Linked DNA regions of Homo sapiens: region 1 is linked to region 2. A link is a loop called in an ENCODE intact Hi-C map of the cell type or tissue named here. Cell type or tissue: heart left ventricle. All regions are shown on one strand. Links, peaks and the distances in the headings refer to the core of each region. The heading gives the core; the rest is flanking DNA. Region 1 holds the start of LOC105372923 (a long non-coding RNA gene). Region 2 holds the start of LINC00210 (long intergenic non-protein coding RNA 210).

What was found. Peaks named below come from ENCODE experiments on the same cell type or tissue, not always from the same donor. Only the 100,000 strongest peaks of a DNase experiment are listed, where the experiment ranks them.
Region 1: it touches region 2 in a loop (3-fold over the local background); 13 of 110 quality-filtered maps call a loop at or near these places.

Annotation. Positions count from the first base shown.
Region 1 is chr1:218,160,410-218,172,884 of GRCh38, forward strand. LOC105372923 (a long non-coding RNA gene) reads left to right here and starts at 4,648. Exons shown (of 3, transcript XR_001738467.2): 1 at 4,648-4,833; 2 at 6,213-6,320; 3 at 7,919-8,210. In heart left ventricle, for the core only: no CTCF peak of the experiment used is centred there; DNase peaks (open chromatin) are centred at 3,832, 4,322, 4,632 and 5,002; H3K4me3 peaks cover 2,500 bases; H3K27ac peaks cover 2,437 bases; H3K27me3 peaks cover 2,500 bases.
Region 2 is chr1:217,887,939-217,900,413 of GRCh38, forward strand. LINC00210 (long intergenic non-protein coding RNA 210) reads left to right here and starts at 4,962. Exons shown (of 4, transcript NR_048550.1): 1 at 4,962-4,988. In heart left ventricle, for the core only: no CTCF peak of the experiment used is centred there; no DNase peak of the experiment used is centred there.

The sequences.
Region 1 (12,475 bases), core at 3,760-6,259, 270 kb after region 2:
AAACACAAAACTTGAAACAAATAGAAAAGTGGAGTTTCATAATTCAAGCTAACCAAAAACATTTTCAAGCTTCAACTTTTCAAGTTTTATTATATTGTTGTTCATCCTTCACTCCTACCAGCATAACATTATAATATTCTTTCAAGAATGCCATCATATGTGGGTGTGTGTTTGAGAAAAAGGTAGAAATGTCATTTTTATTCACTGAAGGATACCACCTATTATTTAGAGGTAAAACCTCTCCACTTCTCTTCCTTCTGAGTTGTTTCAAAGAAAGAGCTGAAAGGACAGAGAAAATGTTCCCCTGCTGCAGCATCTGGCTCTGGTTGACTCACCTACTGGCCACATTGGCAGCTTTGGGTCTGCTTTTTAGGGTATTCCTCGTATAGGCAAAAAAGATGAACTTGCCCTTGTGTGACGATATCTCATTTGGCTTCTCTCTCAATTTGGGGGGTCTATATCAATATTTAAATAAGATTGTAAAAAGCCCATCATGAAAAGGACAAACACATACATATACCCAATGCCAAAGATTTTTTTCTCCCACTCACAAAGTTTGTTTCACTTAACCATAGTCATCTTTCATCCAGTATCCATTTTATTCGTAAGTCATAAATGCAATTCAACGCAAACCTGAAACTGACTCGTATTTAAAAAAAACACTGCAGGTTTCTCTCTATGTATACACAAAAGTTATTTCTTCTTGATTAAGAACCTTCATGCAATGGTGTTATAAGGTAGAGGACGTTTTTCATCTAATAATAATAAATGACACACCAAAGGAACATTCTGTATCATGAACACTTTATAACCACAGTTCTTGCTTGATGGTTAACGTAAAACAAAATGGACAAGAGTTAACTATGAATCTAGTAGTCTAATGCTAATTACAATAAAATGATAGGTATTTTAAAGTTGTCTTTTTATTTTAGTGTCTTAAAATATACTGTCATAATAGCTAAAATAATTAAAAGCTCTCCAAATAATAAAATGCTGATTTTCTAAAACATTGCTCTAAATAAAACAAATGTGCATTTTTAAAGATAATGGTCAGTATTATTTGTATTTACTATATGTACCTAAATACAGCAATCCACACATTTACTCAGCATTATGCTCATTTAAATAATGTCTATTAATTTTTTAGCCATTGAAAGCTTATTATTAATATAAAACTTTTAATATTTTGTCCCTTTTCATTCTAATTCTTATAAAAAAGAGAAAATGGCAATATGAATTACCTTTTATTAATGTTTCTTTATAAATGCTACTTATATAAACATTTACTCCAAATGATTATGTGGACGCTCAGAATTTTAAATTGTTGTATTTTCCAGATCATTGCTGTAATAGGGAAAATACGAAAAACCAAAAATGCCTTGTAGATTGTAGGTCTGTTTTCTAGGAAGCTAAAATGTTTAATCCTTCTTTTCTTTGGGTGTAATTTGTCAGTTTAAGAAAAATAAAGGATAATTTGATGTTTGGTAACAATTTAGTTGGCAAATTTCTCAGAGAAATGTAGTAGCATTTGCTGCAATTATAAAATGGAGATGTGTTGATAGAATGCTCTGGTGTCAAAAAAATTGGGAACATTTTAAAGGCCATTTCATTTCCCACTCCTATCATTTTAAACAATCTATCAGGCTGTATGTAAAAACCACAAGGAAAAATATTAAAGCATTGCAGTGGGTGCATGAACATCTGTGGATATCATTGAAAGCCACTTAATAATCCCAATGAAAGAAGTTTTACATCTTAAAATCTGAGACCTCCTTATGCAAATCATTTTGCCTTTAGCCATTTCAAAAAGAAATGAAGGACCTAGAGGATTTTACAGTTTTACATAACACTGGTGAGATGGTTGCCAACTTTGATCTTACATTAATTAGTTAAGATCTTGACTGATCATAGCAACAGCTAACTCAAAAATCTGGTCCTCAGCTAAAATGAAAAATAGCCACAATCTAACACGATAAATATTTCTGCTTTATTTTGTATTGTATTCTGTATGTTTAGTGTATTATTGAATGACAATAACAAAACAAAATTTGTCGTGTAGTAAAGTGCTTTGCAATGATGTAAGTGCATTTTTTAGCCTTGTTATATAGAAATCAATCTCAATATGGGTATAAACCAAAAATGTTTTGGTTTTCTTCTGTTTAAAGACTAAGATTTAAGGAAATAACTCTACATACTTAATGTAATTATGGGAAATTAGGTTGTGGGTGTACTTCTGTAACATATCAACTCTAAATGAAATGAAATCTATTGCGTTACCATTGGCTGTTTTGTTTTTCCCAGAATGAAGTTGTCTCTAAGATAAAGCTTAAAGATATAGTTAACTTTTAGAAAATATGACCTTTCTATTATATATGAGAAACTAAAATTTAAAACTCACTAAACAGCCAATCCCTGCAAAGCATTTCCTTTTCCCTACAGGTAGTATGAAATGGAGCCCAAATGACAGGACCCCATCTGAGCCTCCCCAGCTCCCCTGGTCTGCACAAACCCACTCTATCAATCATGGCAGGATAATGCATAGAGGCTGCACCTGTGACAGGAAATGATTGAGTGCTGAACACAGGGCCTGCTTCGCCTGTCGCTTTGTGCATTTGTATTTCTCCAGGGCCGGTCTGAGAATTTTCAGAACTTGGGGGCAGGAGATGAGGGATTCCTATTGTATTTTGAAAAAGAAGGAATAATGCATTTTAATTATCAAGACATAACACAAAAGAGAAATTAGGCAGTAAAATGCCCTGGTCCACTCAGGTGTGTGAGAGCATCCGGGTAGCACAGGATGCAATATTATTAAGCTGTAATTTAGTTTAGATAAGCAGAGGATGCTGAGCATGGCTATTCTTTTGGAGATGCCTGATTCTCTAGTCGCAAAACAGACATTTGTTCCTTTATGATCACACACACACAAAGAACAAAAGGTCCAGGCTCACCTATTGTCCACAAAGACTGTAGAACCTACCTAACTTATTTGAGGACAGCAGCGAAAAAAAATACTTTTTAATTTTCTAAGTTCTTCCTGATGTTTTTTGGAAACCTCTGTTTTACTATGACGATCTAGTTATTTACATGGTTTGAGGTAGTGCCATAATCTGTTTTTAAGACATTGTAACTGTAGTGTAGTTTTAAATAATTTTCTGCTGATTCAGCCACTTACCGAAAATATATGTGGTGAAACCATGAAGTTTCTATTTTACAGTAGTCAATATTTTATTCGAGTTAATCCTTCTGCGTAGGATATATTTTTCCATTACACCAGTAAAAATATTGATAACATATTTTATTGTGCACTTTGTTCACATAATTCGAGTCTGCGTTTCTAAAATGACTAATTACTTTTATTTAAAAAATAACATTATCTATTAAAGAATGGTGACAGTAGGGACTAAACAAAAAGTAAAAACTCCAAAACTCTCCCCACCTAGGGTGTGGGGTCGGGGGAGGGAACGGTAACAATAAAAACAACATCTGAATATGTAAACTCAGTTTCTCGGGTTAGAATTTGCATTTTTGTCAGAACCAGAATTCACTGTACAGGACATCATCACATGCTCAGACTTCTAAAACATTTCGTGGAAGAGAGTAGACTGTTTACCGGATGCCCTTCTATTTTTGCCGTGCAGGATTAGTACCTTCTACTTCCTTAAATGTAGGCAAATAAAATTACGGAGAAATAAAATGACTGCAGCCTTTGAGCGCTGGTTTGTCCTAGGACAATCGGATTTCACCGGGTAACGTATATGCAAACAGACACGTCCCGTTTATTTCATTGTTTGCACTGCGGAGACTCTCCGCCGCTCTCCACGCCTTTGTTGACCTACCGCCAGCAAAGTTGTGTGGTTATAAATAGATAGAGGCAGCTGATTAAGAAGCGGGGGGAGTGACTTTCTCTGGGCTCTTACGGATCAATCACCGCTAAGGGGATGCAGGTTGAGGGGAAGGAAGAAAGTAAATCGCGGGGCAGTTTGACTAAGTGAAACCCAATTCCTTCGCCCCAAAGCTGTGGTGGCCAGACGTGCGCGACCCTCTAGACCCAAAACAGTTTTAGTCAGCAACGGGTCATCAGCAGGACCGAGAAGACTGGGTGGGAGGTCTGGCCGGTCCGAAATAGGGAAGAGGTGCGGGCTCATCACCGAGGCGGTAGGGCTCGGCTTATGGTCTAGAGCCTTGAGGCGCTCCCGCGTGAGCCCCGCTGCTTCCAGTCCGCCCTCGCCTGGCCCGGCGCGGGTCGCTCCCTCCTCCCCGTCCTGTTCCGCACTTTACCCAGCAGGGGTCCCAGGTCGAGCAGGGCCAACCCTGCTCGCGCAGCGCCGGACCCCTCCCCGCTGCCCGGGGTGCGGCGGCTTCCCTCCGCCCAAACGGGGGGTGTCTCCTCCATCACCCCTGCCGCGGCTTCCCAGTCGGAGTCGCGCTGCGGGGCGAGGGAGGCTCGCTCCTCCGCGGCCGGGGCCTGGGGGTGCCAGTGCGCCCCCGAGTGAGCGGGTAGGGAAGCCGAAGAGCCGCCGACCCGCTGCGCGCCCTCCAGTCCCGGGCGGCGCCGGGACCCAGAGCGGCCCCAGCCCGCGCCCCAGCGGGGACGCGAACGGCGTCTCGGGACGGCACCTCGCCGGGGCCTTGCCCTGTCCCGCCGCGTCGCGGCCTCTCCGCACCCCACGTCCCGGGAGCCGACCGGGAGACTCTCACGGCGGAGTTCCACAGACCTCGTTAGGTTAAAGGAACCTCGCCTTGCCCCCCACTAATCGGCTAGAGAGGGAGGCCGGCGAAACAAAAGCCGTAGAGGAAAATTAAGCGACTTCCCCCTCGGCGGGGAACTTGGAGGTGGGGGAGCGGGGAGCGGCGCGGGGCGCAAGGAGAAGGAAGTGCTGAGCTGGGTTGCCGACGAACCCCGGGCAGGGGGAGGTGGGGGGCTGCGGCAGAAGAAAGACAAACATCTGGGGATCGGACCATATGCCGGAGCTTTGTCTTGTCCTTCAAAGTTCGGCTGCCCTTGAAGTGATTTGTCAGGCGGCCCACGGGTGACAGGGAGGATGTGCAGCGGGGAGCGGGGGCGGGACATGCCGGGGGGAGCGGAGAGGGCTAGAAGAGAGGGGAGGAAGGGGGGACGCCAACAAGAGGGGGAGCAAAGTGACCCCGCCGCCCGAGGAACGGTAGAAACCGGGATCGCGGAGGTGCGAGCCCGAGCCCGGGAGCGGAGCGCTTCCCGGGGAGACGCCAAGACGGCGAGAAAGGAGGAGCGGGAACGCAGAGGTTAAGCGGAGGGAAGGCCGAGGAGAAACAGCCAGAGGACGGGAAGGAGGAAATAGACGGGGAGAAGAAACTGAAGATTAGTCGTTGAGGTGTATTAAGAAAGAGGACATGTCGCCTATTTTAGGAAAAGTGGCTTTGAGCTCCCCCCGCACCCCCACCATTTTTTCTTTCTCTTTTGCCCGCCAACCGCTGAACTGATTAGACTGTAATTAAGGCCATAAAGCCCTCAGATTATACACCTGTTTATTCACTGAAGTCGGGGTCTCATCAAGCAAATTAGCTGCTTGCAGGCTACACATTGGGCCTCGAGCTTGCCTGATTAATGAAGTTTATTGGGAGCTGTTAAAAGCATTAACTGGAGAAAATCTCAGCAATTCGTCATATTTAAGGGATGAAAATTAAATCTTGCTATGCAAATGAGAAAAAAATTTTAAACCATCTTTGGGGGGTTACTGTCTGCATATTATTTTGCTTTAAAATTCTGTTCAGGAAATAGGAATTAACATGAAATATTATTTGCCCTTAAAGTTATCAAAAATATTGAATCGCACCTTATGTGGCATTGTGGGGAGAGAAAAAGAAAACATAAGGAAATTCCCATATAGTCCGTTTCCCAGTGCAAAGAATTTTCTAAGACACCTAATCACAAAGCCAACTTTCACGAGAAACCCAGTTTTTAAAATTAATGTATCCAGTTACAGAATGAGATTTGGGAGTAGTCCTTCAAGGGGTTTAATGTTTGATGGTGGGTGGGGGGGACGATGAAATCAGCAGAGAGAGGAGGGGAGTTCATGTAAGTGCCCTGGATAAGGAGCACGTGTGAGAATGGCAGAAAAGCAGTAGAGTGGCAAGAAAAAGTATCCAAAATGAATCAATACTCTCATAAACTGGCTGTAGAAAATGTTTCTGTACAGTGTTTTTTACTGTAACCACTATGGTTCTTTGGACAGGTCGGGGAAGGTGTGATTATGAAAATAAACAAGGGAAGTGAGGGAAATATAACCAAGTGGAAAAAGGAAATGGAGTGCAAATTGAGAACATAATCCAGAATTCGTAAAGTATGTATTTACTTTAGGTGCTGCTTGGTAATATTGCCACACAAATGTTTATTAATGGTTGCAATTATATAAGTGACGGGAGAGTGATTTCAGTACATTCATTATGCTTGAAAAAGGGGGGAATCTCTTTTCTACAAGAGTAACAAGAGTACATATATAAATGCCTTCTGTTTCAACAAAATATTGAAAATAAAAACGTAGTGAATAAATTATTTTAGTTAACGAAAAGCTTATTGTAATGCCAGTCTTTCCAGATTTATTTTTAAGTCTTTTCTATTATTTTTTCTAAGGACATTTTAGATATCAGTGGAGTTTGAAATGTCTGACTGATATTTGTTTCAGGACAGTGTATGTTTTATAATTTCAGTAAGATATATAAAATAGAGTATATGAAATAGAAACTCTGAGACAAAAGAGAGCGGCATAACTAATAGAAAATTAGGTAATTTTAAAGAAAATTTATCTCATAATATTCACCTCTAATGGATTCGGTTTTAAAGTATTTTATAGATCTTTATAGTTATTCTCACTAATATTGTACTTCAAAATTGATTTTCTGGTTAATTTTAAATTTTTTATTTTAAAAAACTTAAAGCATTGAGATTTACTAATTTATCTTCCCTGAATGAAGTTACTTATAGTTGGCTAAAGAAAGTCACAGTAATCATTCATATTAATATTTCTATTTTAAAGGTTCGAAAAAACTTTCAAATTTATACATTTCTCCCCTTTGGTGTGGGTATAATACAACTTTGTGAAACTAAAATTTGTAAATTTAAAGTCTAGAAAACCTAACACCACCACTTACAAACATAGATAACCTTGAAAAATAGTCGTTTGTCTTAATCTTTAAAATTCTTTAAATTATTTATTATCTCCTAAAAACTTCAATACATTCTAAATTTGAAACACAAATTCCCTTTTGTTTCTACAAATATTAGGTACTAATTATAAAATGATTATTTTAAACAAAGGAACTGTAAACATTTTTATTTTAATATTGGAAATAAAAAATCATCTAAAATATAGTTATTGGTAAGGATGAACAATTCTTGATACGTGCATCTGATACTATTCCTTGGATTATTAGAACACAGTTTTCACTAAACTAACTATTAAAGGGTTATTCAGTAAAAGGAACACATATGTAAATTAAATACATTTTTGCTCAAGCAATACAAGTTTTGAAAAGAACAGTTCTTCCTATAATTTTGAAGTAACTTGAAGAACAACAGTTATCCTTTGTGCTGAAATCAGTCGTTTCTCAGGACTTGACTTTACTTTTAATATTTAATTTAAACATATAAGTGGGAGAATAGAGATGAGTAAATTATCTGAGGGTATTTTAAAAATACATTTTGCGTAAATACATTTTAAAATATTTCATATCTCACATTTTTAAGATTAGAACATTTTAAAATGATCCTATGCTGATCTTAGGATACTTGTCACTGTGGTATCCAGTGTCTAACGGTTCATTTAAAATATGGATATTTTTGTACAAAGATAATTTGCCTTTAGAGTGTACAGTCATACAGCGTGGGCTTCTGAGCTACTAATGGGTATCTGTTATTGTCATTTGTATTTCTGATCTCTAGAGTGGTATGGATAAAGAAGGTCAAAATGGTCTCTGATGAAAAGAAACTTTTAAAATGCTTGGAAAAGTTAATGAATTAGATTTCCCTGCACTTGAAGATATTAGGATTGGGAGATCAAGACTCCCATCAGCCAAATCAAGAATATTCACAATTGACAGGAAAACTCAAAGTTTCTTTTTCCCCACCAGAGAAATGTCTCCCACCCCCATAGCTAAACAGTGGTAAGTCATAGAAATGATTATATTAGCTTAAAGAGAATGTTTCCTAAGCAATAAACTTCAAGTGCACACAACCTAGTTTTTATTTTATTTATTTCATGTAGTTTGTCATAAGTGCTTGAAAATACTTCTTGCAAAAATGTCCTTTTTAACTTTATAAAACTTGTTTTCTGCTGTGGATAAAATTACTATGTGATAAACTATAGTTTTTTTTTAAAGTCTTTGCAGCAATAATGAAAGTTCAATGAAAAGAACATAACTAGAAGCGATGTGCAACACCCCTTTATTTTTAAATAGCCTTTAAATGATTTACGAAATAAAAATGCTAGTTCAGTTTCCCTTAAATAACCAGTATTTCACCAAATATTTTCTGCGTTCTTAAATGTTCAAAATATTAGCATATAAAAATAATTCTCTCTATGTGTTCTTTAAGACCCACTGCATTTTTATCAAAGCCTTCAAAAAAATGCAGTGTTCTAAGACATAGTTTAATATGATCAGTTGGTTTTAAAAATGTATTCTTTAATTTTTATGGAACAGTATATGAAATAAAGAAATATGGCATATACCTTTGAAGATGAGTCAGGATTTCAATAATATTTAGTAGGTATCCTTAATATACTACATTTCATATTTTGGGTTCTTAGAACTGAGAGCTTCTTTGTAGAAGCTGACTTAAATATTAGAATTTATAGTTCAAACCTGTGTTTTGGTTATTTTAATACAGTAAAATTATTAATGGAAAAATAGGTGCATGAAGTTAATAGTTGACAACAGTGTCATTCTCAACCATGCAAATATTGCTCAAAATGAAATACGTTTTATTGTATATTTCCAGGGCAGCCTTTTGAGTCTAGAAAGGTCAGTAACAGGATTTTATTTTGATACATGATATGACCTAATTATTTCACATGTTGCAGAAATCCGAAGTGGGTAGAGCGTGCCTTTTTTTTTTCTTTGAGGTAAGTCTAAATTGCAACAGCTAAAATGCCTTCCTATAACTGTAATGAGATCAGTGGGTTTCAAGTATGGAATGAATCAATTATTGTAAGCAAAGCCCCTGCGTAAATCATGGAATGCCAAACCAACCTCAGGATTATAAAATGAATCTGTGACAAGTATTCAGGGTTTCCACATAGTCTCAATAATGAGAATGAAGTACCTAGTATTAAGTGAAAGCAAAATTTTATTCCCTTACTAAGGAATACATGCATATCTATTAAAAGAGGCCAGATTGAATGAAGCTTTTTAAAAAGGGTATCTAAGCAGCATTAAAGATAGAAATCTATGATAAATATGTATAGTTTATATTAAAAAGAGAAAGATGCCAAAAGCACATTGAATGAAATGAGTGAGACATAACTATGTTAACGGAAAAATAATAAAGTAGTTCTTTATATTTTTATTTTAATAAAACTTTTTAAACAACAACAATCAAAAGATTATTATAAAAGAAATCAGGACTACCACAGTCAGTCTTAGCAATTCTTGGAATTTGATGTCTCTCAACTGGGAAGAATAATAGAATGTAAACTTTTAACAGAAGTGAAGACAGGAAAATGTCAATTGTATTATTTTTGATGTACTGCTGTAAGGCAGACAGATTCTAAAAGGCTTGGGAGATTTGGCTTAAATCAGATAGTTCCCTCCTGCACACATTCCAGCAGTCTCCTTGCCTCTTTCTTTTCCTTTCCTTTAAGATAACTGTATCACATTAATTTGCTGTAACTAGTTGTTTAGTAGCTTTACAATTTACCATTGTTAATGCCAAGTCAGAAATGTAAATAATAGTAGCATGTTTACCAGTTGTTGCCAATTTACTAACACTTTAATGCTTATGATAGGGTGTATGTGGTTTTTTACAAAACATGTTGAGTGATGCAAAAAGAATATACTTTTTCCTGGCTTTTCCTGTTCCAATTACATACTTCTGGAAATTATTTAGGTTCTGTACTACCTAGAATCAGATATTAATTAAACTAATAAATATTAAACTTAAAATCTTTTTTTAAAACTTAAAATCTTAATACACATAAAAACTTTAACACCAAAGTTCTTCAATTACTTTTACATATTGTTTCTTATATTTCTATTAATGCGTTTCAGGGATTATACACAAATAAAAAGTATAATTCTTTAAAAACATGAACTAAAGTCTTATAATACATTATATATAACTAAGTGAAAAGATGAATTTGTATTATAATAAGTTTTGTGCATTTGGGGTGTAGCATATACAAAATTTTAAAAAGTATAATACTCTGATGTTTACTGTTTTCCATTTAAAATTAGGTAAATATGTTAAATTATGCTTATGTCTCAAGAAGATTATGAATTCTGGCATAATCTCAAGAAGATTATGAATTTGGGGTGTAGCATATACAAAATTTTAAAATATAATACTCTGATGTTTACTGTTTTCCATTTAAAATTAGGTAAATATGTTAAATTATGCTTATGTCTCAAGAAGATTATGAATTCTGGCATAGGTGTTGTAGATATTTGTGCAAAAACAACACCTATATAACAGATTTTATGTGAAAAACAAAAATACTTAAAATATTTTCTCACCTGTTTTTTTGTTTGTTTTTGCCAGAATCAAAAATAAAATGTATTTTGGTATTCTTAAATTATATGTTGTTTCAAATATAGCCATGTTTTGGCATGTATGTATGGCATTTTTATTTTAGAAGGAGCTCTATTATTGATGTACATGTATAAATGTAAAGAGATATCTCAAAATATGAAACTCATTAGTGAATTGAAAATTGGCATACTGTAAATAGGAGCTGTAAATGTATGCCTGAAACAGCTAACATCCCTGTCTGTGTATTCATATTTCAAAGGCAAGTTTTTGAATCGTGCGCTGGAGGTGAAAAAGAAATGATTTCAGAATAGTGAACATTTACAAATAAAAATGTGTCTACTACGCAATGAGGAATTTTAAATTTGCAGTGAAAGTCTGACATCTGGTGGTCAGAAAGAGGAGCATCAGAAGAGGAGGCTATTGTAAAATTTCTATTGGCTTTCATAAAATAAAAACCAAATTAAAACGTACAAGAAATTCTTCCCTGTTAAAAGACACTTTATATAACATTTACATCTTCTTCTAATGATTTAATCATGAGTCTTCTTTCAAATTTACATTTCCTAAATACTGTTTGTGTTAAAGATATATTTTCAAAAGGATTAAACTATTGGTCAACAGATATTTTTCAAATAATAATGGATATGCATTTTAAAATAGTATAATATGAATCAAATTTATCCAGAGAAAATTCATTTTATATTATACTCTTGGAATCAAAATGAACCTTCTCTGTATCTTCCCAATAAACAAATGAAAGAATTAAAAATTCACAAAGAAATTTAAAGTCATCTTTAGCAAAGAGCAAGAATAGCAACAAAAAGGTTCTAAACCTTCAAATTGAAAGGCAATCCTACTTCCTGATAAATATTAAAAAGATAATTCATAGAACCAAACTATTGATAAGTAATTACCCTCAACCCATCATACTATTTTGTATTAAAATAGTTCAAAAGAATTGTAGAGTTAATACAGCAAACTGTCCTAAGGCTGACAGCCTACTACAATGGAATCTGTTTATATTAAGTGAAATTAATCTTGCTTAAATTATGCAGTAAGTAAATTCCAATAATAATTTCTAAATAAAATTAATATTTCATAAGGTAGACTTTTCTAAGGTGTTTCATCATCTTATTTTAACATGTTCCTCAAATAATTTTTAAAAATATCATTATACAAGAATGACTAGATGCTTTTTGTTTACCGTTAAGTTTCAAAATACAAAACTAGGAATTAATACAGAATTGGGTATCCTCTTCTGCATATTCAAGGTGAAATGAAGCTACCAGAGGGGGAAGCTTTTGCATAATTTAAGTTCCCTAAAAGATTTGACCAAACAGTGTGAAAATAGTTGGAAATTTTAAAAGCGTATCCTGGTTATTGCCTCAAATTCCCATTTTGCTTGGTGTATGTAGGCAGTCTTAGTGCTAAATTTGTTGTTGCTGGTTGTGGCTCTTTGATGTCTTCATCCAACACTCAGAATAAAGAATACTGCTGATATGTGAAAAGGTTCCTGTCATTGCAGAGTTTCATAAATCCTTCTGCAGTGGCAGATGTGCAGTAGTATCTTAAGATCAACATCTGGTTGTTCCTGGTTTCCTTATAGTTTTAAATAGAATTAGTGTATAGGGTGGATGGTCATACTGGGTTGGTTTTTGGTGTTCTACGTTGATGCCATTTGTGCAGTGCCGGAGATTGAATTCACAATTCATTGTGAATTTGCTGAATGAACTTTCAGAAAGGCATTTCAGA
Region 2 (12,475 bases), core at 5,650-8,149:
GTGCTAATGTCAGCTGGGGTGCTAGCCGAAGGGCAGGTGTCTGCATCGGGCTTGTGCTGCATTATGATGTCATAGAGGAAGTGAGATTGGAGGAGCTCCTTGAAGAGAAGGCTAATGTAATCTGACTACACTGAAGTATTTCTCTGGAATAATAATTTTCTCAGGACAAGCAGTGTGCCCTTCCGTGGAATATATTAATTGAGTGCACACAAGCCAGTTTACCCTTCCAGTTCCTCACTCTCCCTAGCCCTTTTGCTCCTTCCACCCAGCCCCACTCCAAAGCCTTGGGGAAACTAAGGAGAGCTTCACTTAGACCTGTCCCATGTTTCCTGGTGGAGGGAGGGCAGAAGTAAGGGGCAGATGTCAGAGCTGCTAAGCCAGGGAAGAATAATAAGACAACCTGTTATGCCAGGTGCTTTCAATTTTCATTCTGCAAAGCCAAAAGCAGACACAAAGTTCTACCACCTTTACAAAAAAATGCTCATCTCCATTAATGGCTGGTAGCAGCCTGGTGTCACTCCTGTTTCCTATTGCTGTGAGACACATATGGCTATGGCTAGGACCCCACAAATCATCCAGTAAGTTCATTTTTATTAGTAGCTTCTGCTTAATTAAGGGATGCACCATGCTCCATCAATCAGCTTCTGTGCATTCGAGTCATCCCTAGTCACTCCATTGCTAATAGATGTAGTTCTTGTGCTTTAGGAAAAATAAAAGATCTGGGGCATATTGGCTCCAAAAGTCAAGGGAGATAATGATTCTGACAGCGGGAGCACTGCTGTGGCAATTCCTTTAAACATGAAACTGACTGACTACAGAGGCAAGTACATGATGTCTCTACTTTTCAAAGATAGAAGCTTTGATTCATTAGATCAGATGACTATAGATCAGATGTTAATATTAACATTTTAATATTGGTGTTAAACAGTATATAATAGATCAAACTAAGTTTTGCATTACTTAAAAAGGACATAATGCAAGATATATGAAAACCAGGAGGCAAAGTGCCATGGACAGGAATGAGATTGATATGTAAATGGTCCCTCACTTAAGATGGTTCGATTTAACAATTTTTCGACTTTATGATGGTACCCATGCGGCCATTCTGTTTTTCACTTTCAGTGCAGCATTTAATAAATTATATAAAGTATTCAACTCTTTTAAAATAGCCTTTGTGTTAGATGATTTTGCCCAGTTGTAGGCTAATGTAAAGTCTTCTGAGCATGTTTAAAGTAGGTTAGGTTAAGCTACAATGTTCGGTAGATTGTCTTCGACCCTCAATATTTTCAACTTATGGTGGGTTTATCCGTGATGTAACTCCATCCTAAGTAGAGGAGCATCTGTATATTTTTAATGCTTTTGCCTCCATTTAACTTCCTTATTCAAGGTAAGGCTCTAAGTTAGAACAACTGTTTATCTTTTTCCTGTGTAGGTTTCCAAAACTTTCAAAGTACATTCCATCCTCTTGTTCACAAATTCTGTACTTGCTAAAAGTTATTTGCAACTTCAAAATCAATACTGCTAGTGCTTTTGTAATCATTCGCGGACATCGCAGAGTAGCGAAAAATTTGAGTCGCTCTACCAGTACCTTCCGGCTAAGGTCCAGCAAGGACCTTCTTTCCCATCTCATGCAAAGCTGGCCAGAGGACAGGGACGGTAGGGGGCAGCGCAGGGTAGTGCAAGAAGGTCCTGCTCTGGGGACCATTTGGCGGGGTTTGAATCCCAACTCTGGCATCTGTGAGTGGAGGGCGTCTGACCAACCACCTAACACTTTTGGATCTCATGTTGTCTTTTGTAAAATAAAGAAAATAGAATCTATTAATATCAGAATGTGTTGGTTTTTGGCAATAAGACAATAAGCTATGTGAGATATATGTATTTGTTGTTGTTGTTGTTTTGTTTTTGAAACTGGAGTTCAGTGGGGCAATCTTGGCTCACTGCAGCCTTCGCTTCCTGGGTTCAAGTGATTCTTGTGCCTCAACCTCCCTAGTAGCTGGGTTTATAGGCATTCACCACCACTCCGGGCTAATTTTTTTACATTTTTAGTAGAGAAGGGGTTTCACCATGTTGCCCAGGCTGGTCTTGGACTCCTGCGCTCCAGATCCACCCACCTTGGCCTCCCAAAGTGCTGGGATTACAGGTGTGAGCCACTGGGCCAGGCCTGTACATATACTGTATTTCCCCTAGGAACAATGGTTCAGTAGGAATTAATTCAGTGTTTGTGCTGACTTTATAGAACTTAACTCCCATGAGTAATGAAAATCAATTGTAGTATCTTCCCCATTGGCAAATGGGTATGCAAAATATTTTTAAATTTGCATAAAAAGCCATAAGGGTAAGGAAAATATTTATTAAAATTGATTTTTTTAAGAAAAACTATGCAATTCTAAAATTGGCAAAAATATATAAACAGACACTTCCCCAAAAGAAGATATAAAGATGACAAATGTGTATATGAAAAGATGTTCTATACCTTTTGCCATTAAATAAATGTGACTTAAAACCACAATGATACCATACACACCTATTAGAATTATTAAAACCATAAAAATTGACAATAGCAAATGCTGACATGAATGCGGAGCAACAGGAGTTCTCATTCATTGCTGGTAGGGATGCAAAATGATATAGCCACTTTGGTAGACAGTTTGTTTCTAATATAGTTAAACATATACCTAACATATAACCCCAAATTCCACTCTTAGGGATTCACCCAAGTGAATTGAAAACTTATGTTTACACACAAGTCTGTACATTAATGGTTTATTCAAAACCACTAAAAAGTGACAAAAATCAAGATGTCTTTCAACAGATGAGTGAATGGTACACCCATCTAATGGAATACTAAAACAAATAAAGGATGAGCTGATTGATTTATGCAATAGCACGAAAAATCTTCAGTATATTTTTCTGTGTGAAAGAAGGCAAAACCAAAAGGCCACATAGTGTATAATTAATTTCATTTGCGTGATATTATGGAAAAAGGAAAACTATAGGGACAGAAAACAGATCACTGGTTGCCAGGAGATGGAGGAAGGAGGGGGTTAACTAAAAAGCAGCAACAGAGGAGAATTTTTAGGGTGATGAAACCATTCTTTCTGATAATGTTTTGGTGGATACATGACTCTATGGATTTGTCAAAACCCATAGAACAATACATTACAAAGAGTGAGTGTTTTTGTATTCAAAATTTAAAAAAATCAACCAGAATATTGGGGGTCCCAGGATGGAATGAAGATTGTATCTAAATATACAATCTTTGAATTACAAATACATTACAAATATACAGCATAATGAAGAGGAGAGGAAAAAGGAGCCAATCTAAATAACTTTGTAAAAATGGTGTTTGGGCTGACATTGTAAAGCTAAAGACAAAAACAAACAAAAAACTGTGCATAAACACTGTACTCTGATTGGTAAATTTGTTTCTCATAGGGGTATGGGTTATAAATTCTGAAACTAATTTACATGTTCACTATGGTTGAAAAAATGTGTAAAATAACTTGTAGATAAAGGGAGCTCACTTGCTTACTATTAGAGAAAAAAGTTGCAAATAAGCAGGTAGAGGTGCAGGGGTGGGGGTGTGGGAAGGCTGGAATAATTCCCATTGTGGTGGCTTAAATTTGGAGATGTCAGCTTGATTTCTTTTAACATATATACCAATAGATAAATATGAAGTAAATGTAGATATGTGTTTATACATGGGTTAATATACATCTAGTCTAGCCCTATCTCCTGAGATGACCTGAGAGCACTGATACCTCAGTAGCAATGAGCACACCTGGTACCCAGATCTTGATTTCTAAATACCATTCTACAATAAAAGGAACCAGGGCTTCTTGGAGAAATAACTGTTTCTAGACAAAAGAAAGAAATTGTAAAAAAAAAAAAAAAAAAAAAAAAAAAGTTAATAAAAAAGAAGGATGGAGACATGTCAAAAGAACTCCCAGGGCCAAAGCTAGAATGATTTGAGCAAGAAATAATAATGAGAGCATTGGATTGTAATCCCCAAAGTATTATTAACCCACAAGCCCACAAGTACACAATGATATGAATAAGTAAATGGGAAGAACAAGCAAATCTTCTTTACAGAAACATTCCAAATAATATAGGTAGAGATTATTCCTTCCAGGACATAGAGCTTAATTCCACTTTCCTATGTGGGCTAGACTTAGTGACTCACCTCCAAAGAATAAAATGTAGGAAGGGAAAAGTAGTAACTTTACAGGAAAAAAAACTTGGCAGATACCATCACCTTAACCAAATAATGAAAGTTAAAATCACCAGTGATAAATCGTGTTGTTCTCACATACCCATGATACAACGCATAGTCCACATCTCTGGTCCTTTTTCTAAAACCCTTAATCTCATTATAAAATAAAATTGAGGGGTATTCTATAAAATTCCTGACTAGCATTCTTCAAAATGTTGATTAAGAAAAAAGAAGGGAAAACTAAGAAACTATTACAGATTGGAGGAGAAAAGGGAGACATAACAAATAGATGCAATGTGAATTGGATCCTGGAACAGAAGGACATTAGTGGAGAACTGGTGAATAAAGTCTATAGCTTAGTTAAAGTATTATACCAGCAAGTAGAGTAGTCTTCTCTTTTTCTGCAAGGGATATATTCCAAGATCCCTAGTGGATGCCTGAAAACGAACACTATATATACTTTTGCAGTTTGAGGTGTGACAGTAAAACTAACATGAATTTCTTTTTCCTTCTTCACCATTTCACGGATAGAAGATTCATTCTTAGCATAGATCTTAGCAACTACAGCATACAATTTTTGTTCTTTCCTTATTAAGTAGAGAACTTTAAGATTTTCACTTAAAGGGAACACTTCTTTTTGGCATTTCCAAATTGCCAGCATCACTACTCTTGTGCTTTGGGGCCTTTATGATGTAAAATAAGGGTTATTGAACACCGGCACTGTAACACCACCACAGTCAATCTGATACTGAGATGGCTACTGAGTGACTAACAGGTAGGGAGCCTAGACAGTGTGGATACATTGGCCAAAGAGATGATTCACGTCCTGTGTGGGACAGAGAGAGGCAGTGTGAGATTTTATCATGCTACTCAGAATGGTGCACAATTTAAAATATATACATTGTTGATTTCTGGAATTTTCGATTTTGCATTTTCAGACTGCAGGTGACCACAGGTAACTGAAACCATGGGAAGTGAAACCCTGGGTAAGAAGGGACTACTGTATTAATGTCTTAGTTTTGGCAAATGTAGTACAATTTATGTAAGATGTTAACATTAGGGGAAGCTGGGTGTTATGGGAGCTCTCTGTACTCAGCAACTCTGTAAATCTAAAATTGTTCTAAAATAAAGAGTTAAATAAATACATACATATATACATACCTCAATTATATAAAGTGTTATCACTAATAGCTCGTTTTTCAAACACAATAGAAAAATATGTCGTAATGTCATGGGAGATTAGAAAAATGGGAGAAATAAATCAATATTATCCCCTTTAATCTATAAACTTTGCTCCTCAAATTATATTCCCTTTTTCTCCACTTTAGATGTTATCTAGGAAGGGGAGAAGCAAATATAAAGGAAGATGAGGAGTAGAAGAGAAACAATAAATGAGAGTGTAAAGATAATGGAAACCTTCAGAACTACAAACAATAGGCAATTTTTCCTAACAGGCCTAAGTGTTGATATGGTTCAGAAAAATAGAAATATTGAAGTCAATGAAGCCATGGAATACACAGGCCATTCAGAATTTGCCTGAAATCTATAAATAGGGAACTAACTCTACAGTCAACAACCACATACAGCATATATTGGCAAAGTTATTCTGGTCAGATGATGCACACAATGATATACATATATAAAACTATGTCAATATATATATGTGTATATATAACTATTCCATTGAATAAGACAAGTCATGGCATGTAATCACAAGCAACTTTATTTTCATCTCCTACTGTCCCTGTAAATGTATTCCACTGATCTAGATCTTCTGCCCTTGGGTGAGAGTGCAGGTTGTTCCCCTGACTGCTTTAGTCATGTTTAGATACTAAAAATTTCTGTAACCCTTTAAGCCACAAAACACAGTCTCATTTCAGTAAAGTGGCTCGTTCCTTGTAGTAATTAAAACTTAGAATTGAGGTGTCTCCATTTCCCTATCTTGGGTCTTCTCTAGTTGATTTCTTCTTGCTTTTCTCCTCCAACTCTTCTCCTCCTGTACCTGGTTAACTGCAGTGCCTGATCCTTCTAGTTTTAAAGACGGGAAAGATTAAGCACATTCTGGGAGTAAAATTTCATTATTTTTTTAATTTAAGGAAAAACATAAAGAAGGGAAAGAAAAGGGAAGAACAGGAAAGTTCTCACTTGATTGGTCATGTTGGGTGATGTAGCTTAACGCTGTGGGACTTGGCAGATGCTTCAGATGGCCCATTCTCTCTTGGGATCCTTAATGGGTTTTTTAATGACTTAATATCACAAATATATCCCTGCAGTGTTCTTGAATTCACCTCTATTCTGGCTGATCTTCTGTGACTCCTACAGCTGCTAGTCATCTGCGGGGCCACTTCTAGTTTGTTTCTTGTTGTTTTTTGAGACGGAGTCTCACTCTGTTGCCTAGGCTGGAGTGTAGTGGCGCGATCTCAGCTCACTGCAAGCTCCGCCTCCCGGTTTCTCCTGCCTCAGCCCCTCTAGTAGCTAGGACTAGAGGCCTGCGCCACCATGCCTGGCTAATTTTTGGGTTTTTGTTTGTTTGTTTGTTTTTTGAGATGGAGTCTCACTCTATCACCCAGGCTGGAGTGCAGTGGCTCGATCTCGGGTCACTGCAACCTCTGCCGCCCGGGTTCAAGCAATTCTCCTGCCTCAGCCTCCTGAGTAGCTGGGATCACAGATACATGCCACCACACCCAGCTAATTTTTGTATTTTTAGTAGAGATGGGGTTTCACCATGTTGTCCAGGCTGGTCTTGAAGCCCTGACCTCGTGCTCCACCCGCCTCGGCCTCCCAAAGTGCTGGGATTACAGGCATAAGCCACCGCGCCCGGGCCAATTTTGTAGATATGGGGTCTCACCGTGTTGGCCAGGCTTGTCTGGAACTCCTGACCTCAAGTGATCTGCCCGCCTCAGCCTCCCAAAGAGCTGGGATTATAGGCGTGGGCCATCGTGCCTGGCCTGCAGTTTGTTTCTTTTGAGGTCTTTCTGTCTCTCCAAGTGGTTTTCTAGGGTAAGATATGAGAAAATCCCATATTTACTCCCTATTGTAAATGACTCTTACGTAATTCACAAAAAATTATGCATTTTTTGCACTAAAAGTTTCTGGGAGGACAATTACTTCCAAACCTCAGCCTTCTGTTTTGCTACCACCCGCCATCTTAGCCAGCCTATCACTCTCTGTTTCTCAGAAATGACCCCTATTACAGTCTACTGTGACCCAACACTGCGTGGCTTATGTAGTAATTTCTCCAAGTTGTCTGTTAGAGTCTTACTGTTTTGGCTTGAGGTAAAAGAAAAATCCATCACCTGTTCTCTTTGGTGGGGTGGTACTCACAGCACAGCAACAACTCTTCCCTGAAATCCTCCTTCCAAAATCTGCCTCTAATCTCCTACACCTGATCCTTTTATACTCTCAATGTGAGTGAGAGAGTTAGGGGTTATGATGAGGGTTCTTACCCAACTATCTCAGTCAAAATTCTTATGTAAATATCCTATTAACATAGAAATACTTTTTGGTTTTTTGTTTTTGTATTTTTTTTTTTTTTTGCTTTAAATACTTACCCTGCCCTCCCCAAGTTCCGTTCATTCACAGAAAAATGAGTGTGCTTATGTCCCAGAGTACAAGATACTTTAGATCGGAATGAGTGTTTTTTTTTCCATTTTTTAAAATTACAAGTAATATTTAGACATTTTTAGGGCAGCATAAGTCAGTGATAATATCACTTGAAGAAATAGCCAAAAAAAAAGTTTCAGAAAATCTGCAGTGAATGACATGAGCATGCACAGGGTTAAAATTTGGCTTTTGTGCATTGGAACATACACCAATAATAGCATGGCCACTTACTCCAATCTTCTTTCATGCTGAGTGGTGCTAAGCCCTCTTCAAGGGATAACAACGCTAAGAGGCCTGTTGGGAAAACTGTTCAGTGGAGTCCAACACAGTTCACTTGAGAGGAAAATCAAATTTTCTCTCAGTCCTCGAGCAGTGAAAAGGTGGCACATTAACCCCCTGCATCCTTTCAATAATGTGGGAAGTAAATCTAAGTAACGCCGTACCATGAATGTGAGGCTACGTCGTCAAAAATACATAGGTCAACATTCTTCCCTGACATTTTTCTACAGTCATTTTATCCTCTCTGCATTTTATTATTATGATGGCTATTAAAGGGTCTTATATACTCTGTGGAAAGGGTGAAAAATTGCAGCCAAACATTGTATAGTTATTTTTGTAATATAAATAAAGGTGCGCTACAGTATTATATGTATATTATTATATACATTCATTATTAAACAAATATATTAAGAAACTTTTGTAGCAGAAGGGCGTATCTCTGGCCCTTTTCCCGCATTTATCCTTAGAGAGATATTCTCCCTAAGGGACTGTTTGAAGTTTTGCCACTTTTGGAAGAGAATATATAGATGGCATGATGTAGCCTTAAGCTCCCTCCACTTGCCATTCTTTGTGAATTGAGTTGGATTATGTCATTTCCCCTGATGCCCTGTAATGCAGCCTTAAGAATAATGACCCTGCAATGTGGCTCTGCTGAAAATGGCTTTTCTAGTGCCAGAAAAAATGATTCATACTTGGCTTAGGAGCCATTTCTGGAAACTGCCAGAACAAAGGACAGAGGCAATTCACTAGGGAGCTCCAGCATCATCCAATCCAATTTGGAAAAAGATGGCACATCACTAAATACAAACATTTTAATTGATATATTTATATATACATATACCTATATGCAAGCGTATGCCATGTACACATCTATTTTACATATAGATATTTATAATAACACAAATGTGTTTGTACATGCACATACGGTGTGTATGCATTTAAGGGCAGAGATGTATCAAATTGAATGCTATAGTTATTTCTCATTCCTTTATTTTAATTTTGTGTCTGAAATAGGTTAATACTCTCCTACGATGCCGCCAACCTGAAAATAGGAGCTTGGTTGAAATTGTAACTCTGCCATCATACATTCTCTTGTTCCCAGGAATTATTACATTAAAAAAAGACATACAAGGTTGTCTTGTCCACTTTAACTGCCTGCTGCCAAGTTCAAGAATCATCTGGCCACTTGGGTCGTCAATATTTGTAGAGGCAGAGATCTCCACCAGTTCTTGGGGAAGATGTATCCTCAGAGACCTTGTTAGGGAATTTGTCTCCACGTACCTAGGGAATGCCTTCTTGGCAGTGTCTTACATACCTCATTTGACCACCCAGTTCTCATATTCCTCCTTGGCTATGTGTCAAACTGCACATTTATTTTTCTTAATCTTCTCTCAAAAATCAATTCTCTGAGTCCCTTAATCATTTTTATTGATCTCTGTTGAATTTTCTCTAATATGATGGCACCTATCTTCTCCTGAAGTACAGGCATTTGCTGCTTTATTCATCCTCACCATTCCACATTCAGCTTCGGCTGGGTACAACATATAGTATGAAGGATGCCAGCTGATTTTTGTCTCATAGGACATCTACTTCCCATCATTTTGTGAGACTAAAAACACATTATAATGGGAACTTGAAGACATGCTTCTTGCATATGTTTTGTGTCTCCTGTTTTTTTTTTTTTTTTTCTCTCTAAATAAGATTCTGCTATGAATGTGAGTTAGTGTTTGGTGCATTTTTCAAGTCATGTCTCTGAAGTTTTAGGGCCACATATCTAACTTTCCATGTCTAATTCTACTTTCCATCTTTTTACTAAACTGCACTGCATGTCGGCTGAAAATTGTAAGTCTGTGTTAGAAGAGGAATAACATATAGATGTTTTTTCTAATAAAAAAGTCCTTATTTTGCAAAGGTGGCAAGCTTGTTGTACATGCAAATAATTTGTCTGAGAAGCAACTAGGAAAACTTGGGAAGTAACACGAGAGTCCCAGGTTCATTATTAGACCTGGGGAAGGGACAATTTAAATGAGAAGAACCCCTGGGTTGGGGGTGGTGTTGATGATAGGCTGTACGTGATAATTGCTACCATTTTGTGAGTGCTTACAAGGTGCTACTCTAAAGTTTTTTTCATATATCTTATTTAAACTTAAAATGTCTGTGAGAGACACAATTATTATGGTCATTTTTATAGATGCAGAAGCAAAGGCATAAAAACACTAAAAATGTGTGCAAAGTCAGTCTAGTAACTAAATTATCTGAATGGAGGACTCAAACCTAGGTAGTATGCTTAAGAACTCTCAGACCTAATCACTTCCTCTTCCTTCTATTTTTTTTTTTTTTTTAAGATAGAGTTTTGCTCTGTTACCCGGGCTGCAGTGCAGTGGTGTGATCTCGGCTCACTGAAACATCCACCTCCCGGATTCGAACGATTCTCCTGCTCAGTCTCCCGAGTAGCTAGGATAACAGGTGCATGCCACCACGCCCGGCTAATTTCTTTGTATTTTTAGGAGAGACGCGGTTCCACCATGTTGGCTAGGCTTGTCTTGAACTCTTGTCCTTAAGTGATCCACCTGCCTCGGCCTCCCAAAGCACTGGGGTTATAGGCATGAGCCACCGTGCCTGGTCTTTTTTTTTTTTTTAAATTGAGGCAAAGTCTCAATAAAAAGACAGTGGTGCAATCTCAGCTCACTGTAACCTCTGCCTCCCGGGTTCAAGCAATCCTGGGATTGTTTGTAGTATCTGGGGTTACAGGTGGGCGCCACCACACTCGGCTAATTTTTTGTATTTTTAGTAGATACGGGATCTCGCCATGTTTCCCAGGCTGGTCTCTAACTTCTGGGCTTAAGCGATCCACCTGCTTCAGCCTTCCAAAGAGCTGGGACTACAGGCGTGAACCACCATGCCTGGCCCCTAATCACTTCTTAGTGTCAGAAATATGCTTGCACTTCAAAAATCTAGGTAAACTCAGGTAGATGATCAGTGATGTATCCATCCCAGCCTTGGTTATCAAATATATATTTGTGAAGCTTTGAGAGTCAAGTTGCAAAGGCTATTACATCAACTAAGGATTGTTTAGAGAAGTAGACAACTCTGGCTGAAAAAATAAATTGCTAATTATATGTGACTTTTAAAAATGTTTTCCTTTAGTTAACTTCTTACTAGTAATTTTAAAAAACCAACTTAATAATTTATTAATGCCTCTTAGCATGGCACTTGTATACATATGTAACTAACCTGCACATTGTGCACATGTACCCTGAAACTTAAAGTATAATAATAATAAATTTAAAAAAAAGAAAAAAAATTTTTTACTTGCTGAATGATAGATTAACTTTCATCCAAAACATATTCTTAAAAATGGTCTCAGATACTAAAAATCTTTCTCGGAAACATTGCTTCATATATGTACATCAAGTTTCCTTGCCTTCTGTTTGTGCAAATCAACCTCAGAGGAAGGACAGAAGTTAACCCAGAAAGGATTAATCCAGAAGGAAAGGCAATTGATCATTAGGTTCATCTCAACCTACTGCATCCCTTTAGCCTTCACTAAAAAAGCAAGAGTCAGTTTCCATCACCTGTTTGCAAGAGAGGCCAACTCAGCTCAGCTAAAATCAAATCCATATTCATCAAATCTCCCTGTTTGGATCACTTATTTTGTTAAAATGAAAAGTAGTATTTCAAAGGGATTCAATTTATGTTCCAAGGGACATAAGAACCATTCTTAAAATATGAACGATTCCTGCAATAAATTATTAGTGGCAACCTCTGGTCAGGTCTCTTAGAACTGTTTCAGAGAACTAAAGATGAATTTGCCATTTCTCATTCCCAGAGTTGAGAGGCCTACAAGAATGAGTTTTTTAATCTATGACTTACTGCCTGTTACTAAGTGATTCTGGCTGTGTCAATAAATTTGTTCACAGCTCTAATTGTGTTAATGAATTGAACATAATTAAACTTACAACATGTCATGAGTTTCTTCTGGCAGAATTCAGTAGATTTTTCAAAAAAAGATCTCTGTGGGAAAACAAATAAATGTACTGCACAACTCCTGCCATCACCATAGAGTCTCCGTGGACAAAAGATTGGAATAAGAAATTCTGAAATTGGCTGTATGTATTTATTCAGATATTTCTATCTGAATAAAGTTTTATTTAATTTGCAATCACTGTGACCTGTTCTTTGATTAAATTCACGAGATTGCGAGCTCCTTTAAAGGTAGAAAGTATATATTACTTTATCTTTATCTCCAACTCTAGGTAGAGTGCCTATTACATAAAAATGTATAGTAAGTGAATGTGGCCACATGAACAAATTCAGTCTGAATAGCTCCATTTGGGGGTTCGTGGGGGGAAGGGAGCCTATTTGGTCATCTCCTATGTG